Linked DNA regions of Homo sapiens: region 1 is linked to region 2. A link is an interaction called in ENCODE POLR2A ChIA-PET data of the cell type or tissue named here. Cell type or tissue: OCI-LY7. All regions are shown on one strand. Each heading gives the region's core, and the rest is flanking DNA. Links, peaks and the distances in the headings are about the cores only.

Region 1 (8,346 bases), core at 25-8,024, 140 kb before region 2:
AATTGAAGAATCCAGTCCTTGTACCTCTAAGATCAGTTGATTAAAGTAATTCTTCATTTGGGTTAAATGAGAGCAGGGGTGACTTGTAAAACCTCTGGGTGCTGACTGCCCATATTTCTGTAGTAGAGTACCAGAGTTCTACCTGGGCATATGGCTATCTAGCTGAGATTTTTCTTTTGACGTCTCCATGTAGTCATTTCCGAGAAGGGCTAGTTATCACTCCACATTTGACAATTGATAAAATTGTCAATTTTATCACAATAAGAAAAGACTGGTACCAAAGAGGTACCAGTTTCTTGTTCTGATTCAAGCTGCCTTTCCATTGCATTTTTTTGTATGTCTAAAGCACAGAGAAAGTTGAGGAGTTCTCTCTGGTCCTTACCTATACCATGGCTTGTATTGCTCCATGGTGGGTTTCCTCTAATCTCTGGTTTCCAACCTTCTAACTTAAATTACAAACCGCTTGGCTTCTTCTGTTGTCAATTCGCTGATGACTTTGCTGACTTTTATATCATCTCCTTTTACCAGGGATGTATTGGTGAAGATTGTGTTACTAATTTTTTTCCAGCTTTATTGAGTTATAATTGACAATAAAACATATACAACACAAAATGTACGTGTTTAAGGTGTATAATGTGTTATTTTGATGTACATATGTGTTATAGAGTAATTACAAATCAGGCTAATTAACACATCCATCAGCTCATAAAGTTAGCAATATGTGTATGTGTGTGTGTGTGTGGGGGGCGGGGGTGAGAATTCTTAAGATCCACCCTCTTCGCAAATTTCAAGTATGTAATAGGTTATTATTAACTATAGTTACCATGCTGTACATTTGATCCTCAGAGCTTAATCCTCTTATAATTGAAAGTTTATACTCTTCGACCAAAGTCCTACCATTTCCCCCATAACCTCAGCCCCTAACAAACACCTTCTATTCTGTTTTTATGTTTGACTTCTTGAGATTCCACGTATAAGTGAGATAATGCAGTATTTGTATTTCTGTGTTTGATTTATTTGTGTTACTGATTTTTAATGTCTTAGAAGGTAGCCATCAAGTACAATAGCTTTCAAATAAGCAGATGTGCTTTACTCCTAACACTGCTGCCTACTGGCTTTATGAGCATTTACTTTGTCTAGTTTTTTTCTCATTTGTAAAATGGGGGGAGGTGAGAAGGGGTTAATAAAAATACCTTACATGTGGAATTATTTTGAAGATTTGATGACATAGCACAAGTCTTAGAATTGTTCCTGACACATAGTGAGAGTTTAGAGAATGTTAGTGATTACGGCATTACTAGATCTATTAACCAGCATTATTATCAGGGGAATCACTAGCCTTCTTTAAATAATTACTGATTATACTCACCTCAGAGCACCTGTTGTTTGCCATTCTCTTGAGGAACAGCTCCATTGCAAACCAGGTACTCTAGACGGTGAAGGCCCAGTTCTGTGATGTGCCAGTCCTCATCTTACAAGTCAAACCAAAGTGAATTCTATTTATGCCACATAGCCTATATTTTTAAGTAGGTCCACTTCAAACAGCCCCTCCAAGTTTGCCAAAAATCCCTCCAGCAACTTTCATGAGATGCTGTAACTGACACATTTCCATTCATTTATGTAGATATAGATAATAATTTCTTTCAATCTGCTCCTATGTGTAAAGAGAAGAGGCTTGAAGATTCTCTTAACTGATGTGGAATCTAAAAATTAGTTTCTACGTATCTCCTATTGCAAGAACTTTAACAACACTTGTGAATAAATATGTCACAGATACTTTCTGTTATTTGGATTAAAGGAGGCCTCTTGCAGTTCCAGTGGTAGAATCAGTGTTGAGCTGAGTTTGTAAACACACGTTTATAGGAGAAATAAACTACTGTGCAATATAAAGAGTAAATGTTGATTTCTGGATCCCCTGAACTTGTTTCCACCAAATGCTGAGTATAAAACTCCCATTAGAGATGAACTCTTAAACTCATATTTCTCTTATAACCTCCTTCTGCTTCCTTTATAGAGGAAGAAAGAGAGAGAGTGAGAGGGAGAGAAATAATACACAAGTACATAAAGTGTTAATGATTCACACCCTCACTCCCAGGAACTAGGGCTCATGGACTTGTCTTCTCTGACATCCACAGAGAATGACTGGATTATCTAGGTGAGAAATGATGCCTCCTATTCTGTTAAAGCAATCAGTGAAATGAATGAGTAATGAGTGAGAGAGCATTAGTAACACTGGTGCTTGTTTAATGAGCTCCATTGTCTTTACTGTATCTCCCTAATTTCCTCATCTTGCTAAATAAATGTTTATTTATATTCTTTAGTGTAAGATAATTTTCACAGCTGAGCTTTAATAAAGCACAAAGAGGTACAAGAAGAAACACTACAGGAAACTAATGAAGGCAAAAATGAAAAATGAGAAAAATAATAAATTTTTACTAGGGATTCCCTACTAAGAAACCCCTGAGTGTGAGAATAATATAATTTCACTATGAAGAAATATTACTTAACATTGATGTGTTCTTGCTTGAGAATGGGAGGTGGGTATCCTAGCTAAGGGTAACTTTAAAGTGTACCCCTAGTCTAGCCATTCATCTTTTGTCACTCTGCCCTAAACTTTGGCTGACATTGGTCTTTTGGGATTACAAAAATAAGACTCTCAAGTTATTTAAGTGTCTGGAAGGGGTGTGGAGAGATACGTTACTACTCACCAGCCCATCAGCTACAGGTGCGTGGATGCTGCTTCTGGATTACTCTCCCACATTCCTACATCTTAAGGGGATATCTTTTCTGTGATGTGGACAGAGGAGCATGATGAGTGTTCTGGGCTGCCATACAACTCAAATCTATACAGAGGGTCTCTGGTAGGACACAGCAAACTCTTTGGGCAAGAGTAGATTTGTTTCTGGAGGATGACAAGGGTCTTGAAGGTGATACTGAGAAGGAGGTCACTTGCTGGTTATTTAAGGAACATAAGTATCTGTGACTTTGATTTAGCTTTGAAAAACCCTAGGATACTATCCTGCAGAGATCAGGAAAAGGAGGGCAAAAATAACAAAGAGGACTGAGAAGTAGCAGCTAATGGAGTAGAAAGAAAACCTAAATTGGAGTCCAAGTCATGATTTTATTGCTAGCAGGAGGATAGGAGGGATCAACCTTGTAAAGTGCTTCTCTTAAGTAAAATATCTAAAGACTGACATTTGAATACTGGATTTAGTAATATGAAGTTTTTAAAATTATTTCAATGGACTATTGGGGAAAATCACTGATTAGTGTGTATATAAAGACACAACGTAAAGAGATAAATTAGATACAATCACTTATAATCAGCAGTAGTATTTTGATGAGAAAGGGAGTAGTTTGAGAGGAAAATGTGTTCAAGATAGATTTTTATTATAAAAGAAATAGTAGCACATTCATATGCCAATATGAATAATCTCATTGAAGGGGTGTCAGGCTCTTAGCTGGGGCCCAAGGGGAATTGGTGGATGGGTGGCTGGTCGTTGAAAGAACACTCGGTGGGGCCATAGGCAGGTGGGATATGCCTTTATTATGTACTCACTCTAACAGTGTCAGGGATACATTTATGTACTTCACAGACAATAGTGGCTCAGAGCCAGGTGATGAGCCTACCCATAACATGGTTACACAACTGTGATTATATAATGCACGGGATTGTGTGCTTGCGCTCCAATCCCACTGTGTCATGCTGCACCAGATGTTTACCTCAGCCTACTCTTGACTGCCGCACAGCTACTTGTCTTACAAGGGGGAAACTGATAATATTTTTAAAAGGGGAATATTGCAGAGTGCTGTTGTAATCACCCAAAGTGGGTTCTTCTTGCCTGTTGCACAGATAAACCCACTGAGATAGCATTATTGTAGTATGGAAAGAGTTTTAATTAGTACAAGTCTGGCAAAGTGGAAGGACAGGATTTTATTATTACTCAAATCAGCCTCCATGCCAACTCAGAGGCTAGGATTTTTATGGATATTTGATGGGTAGGCGGCTAGGGAATGGGTACTGCTGATTGATTGGGGATGAAATCATAAGGGTGTGGAAAAGGGTCTGCTTGTGCTGAGTCCACACTTGGGTGGAGCCACATGTCCAGTTGAGTCATGTGTTCATGAGTCACGGGTCGAGGTGGGGTTAGCTGGTTGTCAGATGCAAAAGTCTAAAAACACCTCAAAAGACCCATTTCAGGTTCTTCCTCAATTGCTCCTACAGATAACGTCACTATTGTTATAACGATGTTATCTGTAGGAGAATTAAGGAAGTCCCAAACCTTCTGACCTCTAGCCATATGACTCCTGAGTAGTAAGGAATTATAGAAATTATAGCTACATTTTTGAAGAACTCAGGTCCCATAATCTTAATTTCATGGCCTTTCATTAAGTGGCTTCAGTCCCTGAGGTGGCTTCTATCCCTGAGCAAGGAGGGGGTTAGTTTTAGGGAGAGACTATTTCATCCCTGCTTCAAAGTGAAACTTTAAACCAAATTTCTCCCTTAGTTAGCTTGGCCTATGCCAAGAAATGAGCAAGGACAGCCAGCGTGATGAGGCGAGAGGCAGAATGGAGTCAGCCATGCTAGACTTCCCTTGCTGCCATGATCTTTGCAAAGGTGGTTTCACTGTCCTTGTGTAAACAAGAGGGGATGGGAGAAAATGCTTTTAGAAATGAAGGCAAATAGTTGATCTGTTGTGACATGAGGAAAGGCAGAGTACACAGATGCAGGTGTTGTTAGATATATAATTGATCTATATGAATCGCAAGATATACTTTGTAATTGATCCATTTTTACGTGAATTAGGAAGCAAGATCTTCAACTGAGAGTAAAAGGTGAGATGTTGTAAGAGACAGAAAAATATGAAATAGTACCCTCAGATAGTAAGAAAATGAATAAGCTGGGGGAATTGAGTATGGTTGCCAGGCAGCATTAAGGCCTACTTGGGATTGATGGTAATTAATTTAAAGTTAGATCAGTCAGCAGGTTTTGTGTTTTCCCCAGCATCATTCTGCTGCACAGGTATAAGTGTGGAGCAGGTAGAAAGTTGGATTTAACCAGGGTTGCTGTTAAATTTTTACTTTGTTTAATACTTTATATTTTACAATCATCCCTCAGTATCTATGGGAGATAGATTTCAAGACCCCTTGAATACCAAAATGTGTGGATGCTCAAGTCCTTTATATAAAATCGCTTAGTATTTGCATATAACCTACGCATATCCTCCCATTTAATTTAAATCATTTCTAGGTTATTTATAATAGCTATACAATGTAAATGCTGTAAAAATAGTTGCTATACTATGTTTTTAATTTGTATTATTTTTAACTGCTGTATTTTTTTTTTTTTTTTTTTTTTACTATTTCTTCAATATGCTTGATCTGTGGTTGGTTGAATTCTTGAATGCAGAATCCGTAGATACAAAGAACTGATTATGTATTGAATTGATTATAAATTTCAGTTCAAAAATCAAAAGAACATAAAAATACATACATTGAAATGCCTCACCCCAAACTCTGTGCCAGTCTGGCCCACTGTATTCTTTCCCCAGTTTACCTTCAGAGTAACCATTTTCCTGTGTTTGGGCTCAGAAACTGATACTCTCAAATATGTCCTTTTGACATACTGAATTAAGGAAGCCTCAAGGTCTCTCTGACCTTACCCTCACAAATATCTCTTCCAAAGAAGCTGAAGTTCCTTTATCAGCTTAAGATCCAGACCCACCAAGAATAATTGTTCTTTCTTTCCTTCCATGTTATCTCATTATCCTCTGCAGATAATACTTTAATACTTACTTCATTAAAGCAGACCAAGATGTGACCTCACCTGAGCAGACCTTTTTACTAGTACAAAGACTGTCTCCAAGGATCATTTAAATTCTAAAGACAACTCTTTACAAATTAGTTCATCTCAATGCCAGTCATTTTCCCTCACAATCAGTTATTGTCCCTCGATAGAATTCCTCTTCTCCTCAATACCATAACCTGTTTTACCAGGACTGACGCCTCCATTCTTTCCGTAACCTCAAAATGGTATATAAGTTTCTGTAACTCATTGGAAAGTTGGATCTTTATTCTGAAGGCTCCAATGTATACATATTAAATACATATGTATGCCTTCTCTCCTATTAATCAATCTGTCTCATGCCCGTGATTTTTCAGTGAAACTTTAGGTGGCCAATAGCTATGGCACCACACCTGTATGTATCTGCTCCTTGCTGCTTTCTGCTCTCCGAGGTTTAATTTGTTTGATGCTATCAATGTAATAGGCCAACGGGACATTCTCTGAGACTCAAGGTGATTATGATCCTCTGGACTATATTTCCCCAGAGATCAAGCTAGTTTAATATAACCATGACATTAGGAAAGTGAAGGTGTAAATGCTATCCTCCAGAGGTAAAGGTGGGAATTTTTTTTTTTTTTAAGACAGTATATCTCTCTGTCGCTCAGGCTGGCATGCAGTGGGGTGATCTCAGCTCACTGCAACCTCTGCCTCCCGGGTTCAAATGATTCTCCCACCTCAGCCTCCGAAGTAACTGGGACTACAGGCATGCACCACCCTGCCAATCTTTTTTTTTTTTTTTCAGTAGAGATGGGGTTTCCACCATCTTGGCCAGGCTGGTCTCAAACTCCTGACCTCAAGTGATCTGCCCGCCTCGGCCTCCCAAAGTGCTGGGATTACAGGCGTGAGTCACCATGCCCTGCCAAGGTGATAAATTTCTAATTGTACTTTCAGATCAGATTTCAGAAAACATCATTTACCATGTCAATAGCTGCAAACCAGGTGACAGAAGTTTTGTTAATTTGTTTAAATATACCACATTTGAAATGGGAGATGCATTTAACCTCATTAGGTTTACTAATCATTCACAATAGTTTTCCAAACTCATTTAGCTTTGCATGGACCAAACAGACAAGTAAGAATATGATAGAAATCATCACTTTTAAACCTTTCAACTTTGTGATGAGGACAAAAATTTATGCACTCCCTGCCATGTATGTGATATTTATTGTTTTTATTGGGAAGGGTGGGCTTCCAAATGTTTTCATAACTATTTCTACTATAAAAGCCCTTATTCCACTGGAGTCTATGTAAGGAATCCACCAGATGCTGGTTACTGTGAAATAAATTCAATTTGGGTCTTTGGATCTGCTAGACTCACAGTGAAATAGATTTAAGCAAAGACTATATTTATCACCTGCCTTTCATAAGCCCTACTCTGACCTGTGAACCACAGCAGCTTTTTGAGTCTCTCTTACATTCAGAATCTATATTAATGGCCCACAGAGACGCTAGATATTTCTTTCCCCAGGGCACACTCACCTAGTTTTTAGCAGCAGGTTTTTCTGTGGAAAGGTCTAAAGGAAGTTTTATAGTATACATGCGTGGCTTCGCAGCACAGTCTTCTCACAAAAGTACCAATTCTCCCTCCATCAAGGATCTCTAAGGGGACTGACTTAGGTCTGTGAACTCAGAAAAGACCTTCAATTTCCTGTATACTGACCTGGGTCAAGACTGTGCACACCAGACTGAGAGTTTTGTTTTTTGGTTATATAGATGAAGCAATGAGTAGATATTGCTCATCTATATTGTTTCTAGGAAACATTAATTAAAAAGTCACTGACACAGATTCATGTGGGTTAAAACACTCTGGCCACTCCTATAATTCTATGGTTATATACAGTAAATATATAACTGACTCCAAAGATTAAGCACTGTCACATGAAATCTGTCATTCCAGAATCCTATTTTACACTGAAATCATGAAATCCAGTTCCATAATTCGTCTTCCACTGTCCTCTCTGATCTTCACTAAAGAATTTTTCAAGAATTCTGGTGCTCCCCTCACTGATGCATTTCTTAGGACTATATTAAACTAAAGGAATCTCTTCCCAAGGGGTACTGTTCTCACAATTAACTTCCTATTATGCATTTATTTTACAGATTAAAAAAACATAACAAGGTTAAGTAAATCATATATCTAAGAAGGTAGTAGACGAGATTAGCGACCAGGCAATCTGATATTACCACCCCTAACTACTATGTCATACCACCTCTAAGATACATGTCAGCAGAATCATTAATCCTAAAAACTGAAGCAAAGGTAACACAAAACAGCTTTCCATGGTATTAAATAAATCGAGAAGAGTATAGATTCTTAAAGATATATTAAAATAAAAAGACATAAGACCAAATAAAAGGTGATATTTTATGTAAAAAGCTAAAAGGGGACATAGTACAATTCAGTTAAAAACTGAAAATAAAGCCATTTCAGAAATAAAAGTTGCACTAAAATTGGAAAGGAAATAAAAAATTTACTGGTAAAAATACATGGTCATGAAGAA
Region 2 (8,346 bases), core at 158-8,157:
TCATGTGTGTGGGGTTACTGTATAAAGAAGAAGCTCTTTTGAAGACACAGAGGTCTTATGAATAGATTTGTGTTAAAAGTAGCCAAAAACTGCTAGCCAGATGTCAAATTTTTCACGTACCTTACCTACATCTAAACGTTGCCTACCCACCCACCTTATAGTTTTAATCATCTCCAAATGCATCTCTAAATATAGAGAAAGCAAACATTTGCTGTATTAGACAGTGTTCCTGACAACCTAGATGCCTTTGAAAACGTGGAAGAAAATTTGCCCTCGATTTGAACTCAGTGGTATACTTGCCAACTTGTATTCCTTTGAACATAGAGAAGAAAATAAAACTCAGAAGAATTCTCAAAGTAGATTAGCTTTAGGGCAGTGGTTCTTAAATATTAATGGCATATTAATTGCTTGAGAATGCATTTTAGAAAAGCGGATCTGCCTGAGCATTAGAATCTGTTACAGTCAGGGAAAAAAAGTGCTTTTGAAAGAGACTAGAGAAATGCACTCTTCCCACAAAAACTGAGTAGTCTTTTGGGGAAGGTGGTGCCCAGCCCTCAGAAATTCAGGAAGATCCATTTATCTGCATTTTTTTTATAAGCCCATTCACCACCCTGCCAATCCTAATGTGGGTGGGACATCTCTCAAGAAACAATGATTTAGGAACCATGAAAATGCACTTTTTCCCATGGCAAATTTACATCACATTCACACATTTCCTTAGGAAAGTCTAATATCCACAGTGCCATGATGGGCTGCTTAATTTCAAAATCTTTAAAGTTTCAGTTTGGTTTCACAATGCCTCCAAATTCTTCCATGCACATACTACAGTCCTGATCAATCAATGAAGTTCATCTTAAGTTCTTTTAAGAGGAGCAGACATCAAACTCCCAGCGGATTTTTTTTTTTTACCTCCTCCTTCTACTTCTGTGCCTGTTATCTTCCCCAAATAAAGCCATCTGTGGTGATTTCAAAGAGGTTCTTCCTTCCCTGGAGAATCTCGCATCCCCCAAACTCAACTGAGGCTTCTGCTACAAATCTAGCAGAAAGAGCCAGATGGCAGTTGTCATCGTACAAGTGCTGGCTGTCACCAGCAGGCAAATGGACAGAATTCAAGTATCCAGTCTTCAAGACAATGCCACCAACCCTGAGGGCCACCAGTGTGAGCAGAGACAGGAAGACAGCTCCCTGGGATCCTGAGAGCTGGCATTACTGAGTCACATAATTTACAGTCAGATACTGTCGCTACAAACCAACAACGACAACAAGGGGGAGAAAGGAAAGCTTTTGGATGTCTTTTTAGTGTTTTTACAGCCTCTTGAATAAACCCTGGCATGTCATTTTTAGGGTTTTAAGATCCATTTATAAATACACATGAAGATACAATGTGATGCTTAATATATGCCTTCTAGTTCCTGAAGGTATACTGCAATTCTTACAACAACCGAGTGGCTCGACATGGGAAGAACACAGGATCACTGTTTCTATTTTGGTTAATGCTAGCTGGTGGTAAAACAATCCAAAGTGTTAGTGTTTGTTGGCCATATTATAAGAACACTTTGGCATAGCACATTGGTTTTCCACACTTAATATTTTTCTTTAATTCTTCAGTTTAAAAAGAATGGGCAGACATTGGCAAATCAATGAGAAACGCTTCGGAAGAAATCAAATCTGCCAATGCTTTAATTATGATCTTTTAGCCTCCACAACTGTGGGAAAATAAATTTCAGTTGTTTAAGTCATACACACACACACACACACACACACACACACAGAGAGAGAAAATGAAAGGAAAAAAATGAAAATAAAAAAATGAAAGAAAAAAATGGCAGATACTAATTCTTTTGTTTTTTCTACTTATGCGGAAGACTTCTTCCTGAATAAGATACAGTAAATATATTGGCAAACTCATAGATTCCTAAAGTTCCAAGCTGAACAGGTGGCTCAATTACCTGTTCAATTACCTGAAAAAAAGAGAAAGTCTACAACACACCAAACATTCTTCAATAGCTGATAAGCTCAGCAGTAAAATAATTTAGAAATGAACAACAACGGTATATGCATATTATGTCATTGCTCTGAGTAAGTAAAAGATACAGGAAAGAGGGACAAACTGTATTGGGAAAAGGTTGTGCTTTGGACCCCAAATGATGTGGGTTTATTGGTTTCCTAGGCATAGCGAGCATTTAGGACTGAAAATCACATCTATTGATCTCCATATTGCTGAATGATGTCCCTGGATTTAGACCTCAGTTAGAGTCTTCTATCTGTAAGTTCATATACCTACGTTTGTCTTGCCAATTTTTAATATACAGAGAAAACCACATTAACCTCATGGGGGTTTATTCAGAAGCACACTTAATAAGTGTGTCATAAGTACTGCCAAATTAATACATTACTTTTCATAGAGGTCACTAAACATGTCATTGCCTCCTGCCAGAGTTTAAAATATATCTTACATGCAAATTTCAGAGACTGGAAATAAATGTAAAAATAAATGCTATCAGTTACTTAAAATCCACTTATCTGGACAATCACATTCATATATCCACCCACCACCCACACACACATAAGCATGCACACACACACACTTTTTAAAACCCAATTTCCCTTTCTCTGCTTTACTTAAATATATAGAAAAGAACAGCTAAAGGCACTAATGAGAAAATGACCATTCCACAGCTGAACTGGTTTCATTAATGAAAAAAATAGAGCAAGTGGTTTGTAGAGGGACTTATAGACAATGGTTAAACTAATCAGGAGCTTGAATTCTTGTCAAAAGCGTAGTTTCTGTGCCTGGCAAACAGCAGGGCTGAAGGGTGCTGGGGAAGGAGTTAGGGAGCAAATATTTCCATGTTTTTTTTTTTCTCATCACATTCCTGTTGCTAAGGAAACCGTCTCCTTTGTGTAGCATATTCAGAGAGGCACTTGAGGTAGACTCCAACTCAAAGAGTGTGAGCTCCTTGAATTGTGTCATTTTTAACAATGGGAAATTAAAAAGACAAAAGCCCTTGACAGAAGGTGGAAAAATACTCAGAAACTTCTATGGCATTGTCCTTGTTTGGGGAGAGAAGCAGCAAAACCAAAGTTTATTGTGAAATATTTGTTGAATGTAGAAGCTAAAGAAGATACATGAGAGATTTGAAAGCTTTAGTTCCCCCGCCCCCCAAGTATATGCTTCTTTATTGATGAGGAAATCAGGAAAGCAAGGACTGCATGGAGAAATATTTCAAGTTGTAATTGCTGTTTCTCTACAAGACACTGCTTTGTGTCTAGGGCTCAAGGAGTGGTTCTCAGATGAATGAGGCAATGATCTAATCCTCCCTGGGCCACAAGGTCAGGAATGTTGTGATTAATTATTACTATTAAAATTGTGTTGCTATTATAAATAGAATTTTTAAATTTTCTATTTGTTTTCCACAAGTATGTAAAAACACAGTTGATTCCTGTATATTGTCCCTCTATTCTGCAACAATGTTAAATTAACTAATTAGTTCTACCAGTTGTTTTGTGAATTGCTTTGAATTTTTATGTAAAACACATGAAATCTGAAAATACAGTTTTACTTCTTTAAAAAATTTTCACAGAAATCAGAATCAAGTGTAAAATAATGAGTTTTGAATAAATATAATACCAAATAAATAAGAAATTGCGATACTCTATGATCACAATACATGTTTAAATCTACAACATGCATATATACATAGGCTCAAAGGCAGAAAGAGAAGAGTCAAAACTAAAAATTCATTGTTGTGTTAGCATAAAGTTTTGAGGTCTTTTCAAAAAGCCTTCTTTATGCACTGCATTGTTTTCACAATTTATAAAATATTCTACATATAAAAGAAAACATAACAAACATAACAAAAACCACCACTTGGATTGTCTTCTCTTTCTCCTGATTCTTGCTACAATTTTCAGCTAGGCTGGAGCTTTTTTCTCGGATTTATTTTTTTGTCATTGGATTGTTCTCTTTGACTCATCTCAATTCCACAGGCCCAGGTCAGCAAAAGCTGAGCCTTTTCTAGCAGGTAGACCTACTAGGTCTTAACTTGGGAAAATTGAATTATTCATCAAGATTCATTGAAGGGGTCTGGGTGTGGTGGCTCACTCCTGTAACCCCAGCATTCTGGCAGACCAAGGTGGAAGGATCAATTGAACTCAGCAGTTTGAGACCAGCCTGGGCAACATAACAAGACCGTATCTTTACAATTTTTTTTTTTTTTAATTAGCCAGATGTGGTGGCGGGTGCTTGTAATCCCAGCTACTCAGGCTAAGGTAGGAGGCTTATTTGAGCTCGGCAGTTCAAGGCTGCAGTTCTCATGCCAGTGGACTCTAGCCTGGGTGACAGAGAAAGACCCTGTCTCAAAAAAAAAAAAAAAAATCACTAAAAGGCACTTCAAACCCTCTGAACTCTGTATCATAATACCACACCACTGGCTACTTAACACTGCCCATGCATAAATGAGTAATGAAAGTGATATTTGTTTATAAGTTGTTTTCCTTAGGAAACAAAAATTAATGCAAACCTACTTGGAGCTAGCTTGACAGATTTTACTGCATATTCCTACAATACTCAAAATGTGTGTTCTACTGCAATATCCTGCATTCTGCAAGGTGTGCTTTTGGTTTTAATCTGGACCTTCTTTCTGCCATTTATTTTTTATTCTCAGAACAAATATGACACACAGTGGCTTATAAAGGGTGCAATTGTGCTGGACCTATTACAACAACAACAACAACAACAAAACAATCCCCAAAGCAGTAAGAGCATCTGGGAGAATTACAAGTCTCTAGGTACCTGTAAAAAACAGTGTGGGAATCATGATGTCGGCTGACATCTTCCCCATGATTAAGCATCTTCCTCATGATTAGGGATTGGTGGGAGTCACTGAAGAGCCATCAAAACTATCACCCACCAGGAAGGATTGGCTGACAACTGTGAATAGCACCTAAATGAAAGCATGGGGAAGGTCTGTGGTGGTTTCGTGGCTTTGGACAGGAGCATAAATGTGAAGGCTACTGCACGTTGGTAACATACTCTCCCAAAGAACGTTTGTGCAAATATGCCTCAGCCATGGAATCATACTATAACTACTGAACCAACTAGTGAACCCACTCATAAGACTGTCACTCGCATAAGCTCTAAACAGAGTGCCTAAGTTACAGTGTTTCTTTTAGAATTATACTAATTCGATGAGTTTCAGACAGTATTGTAGCCTTCCTAGGTTACAGTGATTGTTGCTGTGGAACCATTACATTTATGTGCCACTCATTTGGACAGAAGCGCTCTTGGTATTTCAGAGCTGGAGGGGGTGATTAAAACTGTGATCTTATGCTGTTGGTCTGGGGAATAGACAAACTAGGAGGTAATGAGTAAAATGAGCCCATGCTGATTGGTTTTGCTGAATTTGCGTTTGTGTCCCTGTAGTAAGCAGTCATGTCTAAAGACAGTAGAATGAAGAAAGAGTTTTAAAAAGCAGCGTCTTTCAGGGGTACTTACTTCTGAGATAGTGTCTTATAAGTTCAGCAATTTGCAAACTGCTTTCTATTCAAAATTGGAATACCACTAAAGTTTTTACCCAAATGTGTAGTTCTTGGAAATGAAAAATTTAAACACCATCCAAAAGCCTTGCAGTTTTCCCATGGGTACCACTGCATCTCTGAATTTGGAAAGCAAGATAAAAATAACACTACTTAAGATGCTCTTCACTCTTTTGTCACAACTAATTGCTACGTGAAGTCACAAATCCTGAGGGCCAAATTTACATTGGCTCTAGGGATACCACGGTGAACAAGAAATAGCATGGTACTCTTTGTGGTCTTTTACTAGAAAAGGAGAAAATCCCAGAAATTCTTCTTCATTATTTGGCTGTTAGATTGAGACTGTCTCTGGAATAATGAAGTGTCCTATCTCATAATGGAGAGACATGTGCAGAATAGAAAGAAAAAGAACTGATGAAGAGAAAAATGCAGACAACTAAAACATAACATGAGCAGCATCCTGAGTTTGAAGTGCAAATTTTATTTAATATAAAAAGAAAAAAAGAGTATAAAGAGAGTTGCAGGGAACTTGTGTACAGTCAAGAGTTAAAGATAGAAAATACAATGAGAAAACAGACTTAGGTTTGGGAAGGTGGTGGAGACAATGAAAAAGTTTTGTTTGTTTGTTTGTTTTAAATGTGCTTCAGAAGAAAAGTGGGACTGAAAAACAGGGTAGTTCATAGATGTAGGTGACAACTGAGAACAGAAATTGCTCTCAAAAAATTAACAAGAAACAAAAGGAGGAGAAAAGTAAAAGGGAGAGTCAAGATTTCATTCAGTTAAATAATCAGGTAAATCACATTCTTGGAAAAAGCAGTTTGAAATTTTTAGGGTTATTTTGTTTTTTATTTAGTTTGTCTCCTAGAAAAACTGCAAAGAAATGCTAGAGCTTTCAATAACATATATGTGTATGCTTTACTTGCCACCTTTCTTTTCTTGCCATCTTTAATCCAAATCTCCTTTTTCTTTCTGTTTTCGCCAAACGACTGCTTTCTACTTTCTTTTGTATAGTAAAGAAAACAGATAATGCTATAATTTGTCTTACTTTCCATCTTTACAGAAAATTCTAATAATACCAGTAGTTCTTAACTGCATAACAAATGTAAATTTAAACACCAAAAATCACATAAAATACAAAGTGCTAAAGCAATTACTGCAAATGTGCTGAACAAATTCCTTTTACTGTAACCTCCTAGGGGATAGAGAGAACCTGGCCATCTATACCGTTTTTGGGAATGTGTAAGATTTTTAGGTCTAAAAATAGCATGATTCTTATTATTTCTCTTAATAATGTTAATTTTTCTCTTAATCCCAGTGTTATACTTCTCATTCTCATTTTTGTAAATGGAATAATTAGACCAATTAATGAAAGAAACACATGAACATTTCCATAGAAACTTTTTTCAAACTAATATTTTCAGAACAGCATGTTCCACAAGGATTCATCCATGTGACTCCTCCCACTGATGTTAATAGACATCAGACAATTAAGTCCTCGTGTCACTCTTTAATAACTCACCCCTCTGCTTTTGGAAATATAATAATGCAGACACCCAAAGTATAAATCATGTCCTCAGAGCTGTCAAGTGTAACAACTTTTGCATTGCTTCTCTTAGTGTTATTAGTTACACCTATTTCCTCAAATAAAAATTACAAAGAATAGTGGACTCTAAATATTAAAATGTATGTAACTTATTAGGAAAATACATCTTTTTAAAGAATCATCAACTCTTAGAGAAGGCAAATTAAGGTATAAAGACAAAAATCCTACTGTTTATAAATTAATGCATCTTATTGGTCATACCAGTATTCCACATTCTTTCTTCAGCTCTGATGCTCCTTCTCCCCATCTCCAGCCAACCCCAAGGAGCAAAAAAATCAAGGTGAAGAACAGCAGAAGCACAAAGAATGAGAAAAGCGATATTTGAAAAAAAAAAAAAAAAACCTTCTCAATTACATTGACAATTACATTAATCAGTCAAGCTAAAAATATTGAATTCACTGTCAACCCTTACTCAACTGCTTTGGTTAAATAAATTTGTAAATTCCATTAAGGTACATTTTGCCCCATCCCAAATGTGTTTCAGAACAACATTAAAGAGGCAATAACCTTATTTCTTACTTGGAGCTGTTAATACTAACAGCTCGCTATTATATCAGAAACATTACTTCTAAAAGAAGGAACAAAAAAACTAAACACGTTACTATTTATTGAATTTCTATGAAGAACTATCAGAAAAGAAATTGTGGCTTTGGTCTCTTTTCAAATATACATGTTCCACAGATAATCATATCTTCCTGCCAGCCATGCCACTAAGTCCATTCCACTATTATTCATTCAAGAGTAAACTGAAATGATTGAAGGAAAGAGCTGCCAGGAGCAAAGGGTGATAGGGATACATTTTCACAGTCTGGTTATTTTCTGCCATCCGAACAACTGAAATGAGCTTTCATGGAAGTATTCTTATTTTAAATTTGTTGAAATTCCCAAATCACTAGGCGTACCAAAATTGAAACATATTATACCTTTGAAAATTTCCCAAAAGGTCTGAGACATATTCCTTGGGTGTTTGAACTTTGAAACACAAAATGTGTATATTCATATGTTGACATGAATTGATTTGTTAGGCTGTCATTCTATTCTATTTCATAATATTTAACCACAGTTTTGCTCTTATTTATATTTGAATTAGATGGTTGAGAGATTTCTGTTTTAGCCTTTTAAATATTCACACAACAACTTTACCTGAAGCACCGTATTTTCCACAAGGGAAAAATAAACCACCAAGAGATCTGGCTAAAATGAAT

What was found. ChIA-PET counts read pairs that join two places held together with the same protein. Peaks named below come from ENCODE experiments on the same cell type or tissue, not always from the same donor. Only the 100,000 strongest peaks of a DNase experiment are listed, where the experiment ranks them.
Region 1: POLR2A ChIA-PET joins it to region 2 with 5 read pairs; 2 of 35 experiments call an interaction of 5 or more read pairs at or near these places.

Annotation. Positions count from the first base shown.
Region 1 is chr3:35,890,655-35,899,000 of GRCh38, reverse strand. No RefSeq gene overlaps it. Among named protein-coding and RNA genes, the nearest start is that of MIR128-2, 150 kb to the right of the region's middle. In OCI-LY7, for the core only: no CTCF peak of the experiment used is centred there; a DNase peak (open chromatin) is centred at 3,680.
Region 2 is chr3:35,753,102-35,761,447 of GRCh38, reverse strand. The region is part of intron 19 of ARPP21 (cAMP regulated phosphoprotein 21); the gene reads right to left. Among named protein-coding and RNA genes, the nearest start is that of MIR128-2, 13 kb to the right of the region's middle. In OCI-LY7, for the core only: no CTCF peak of the experiment used is centred there; no DNase peak of the experiment used is centred there.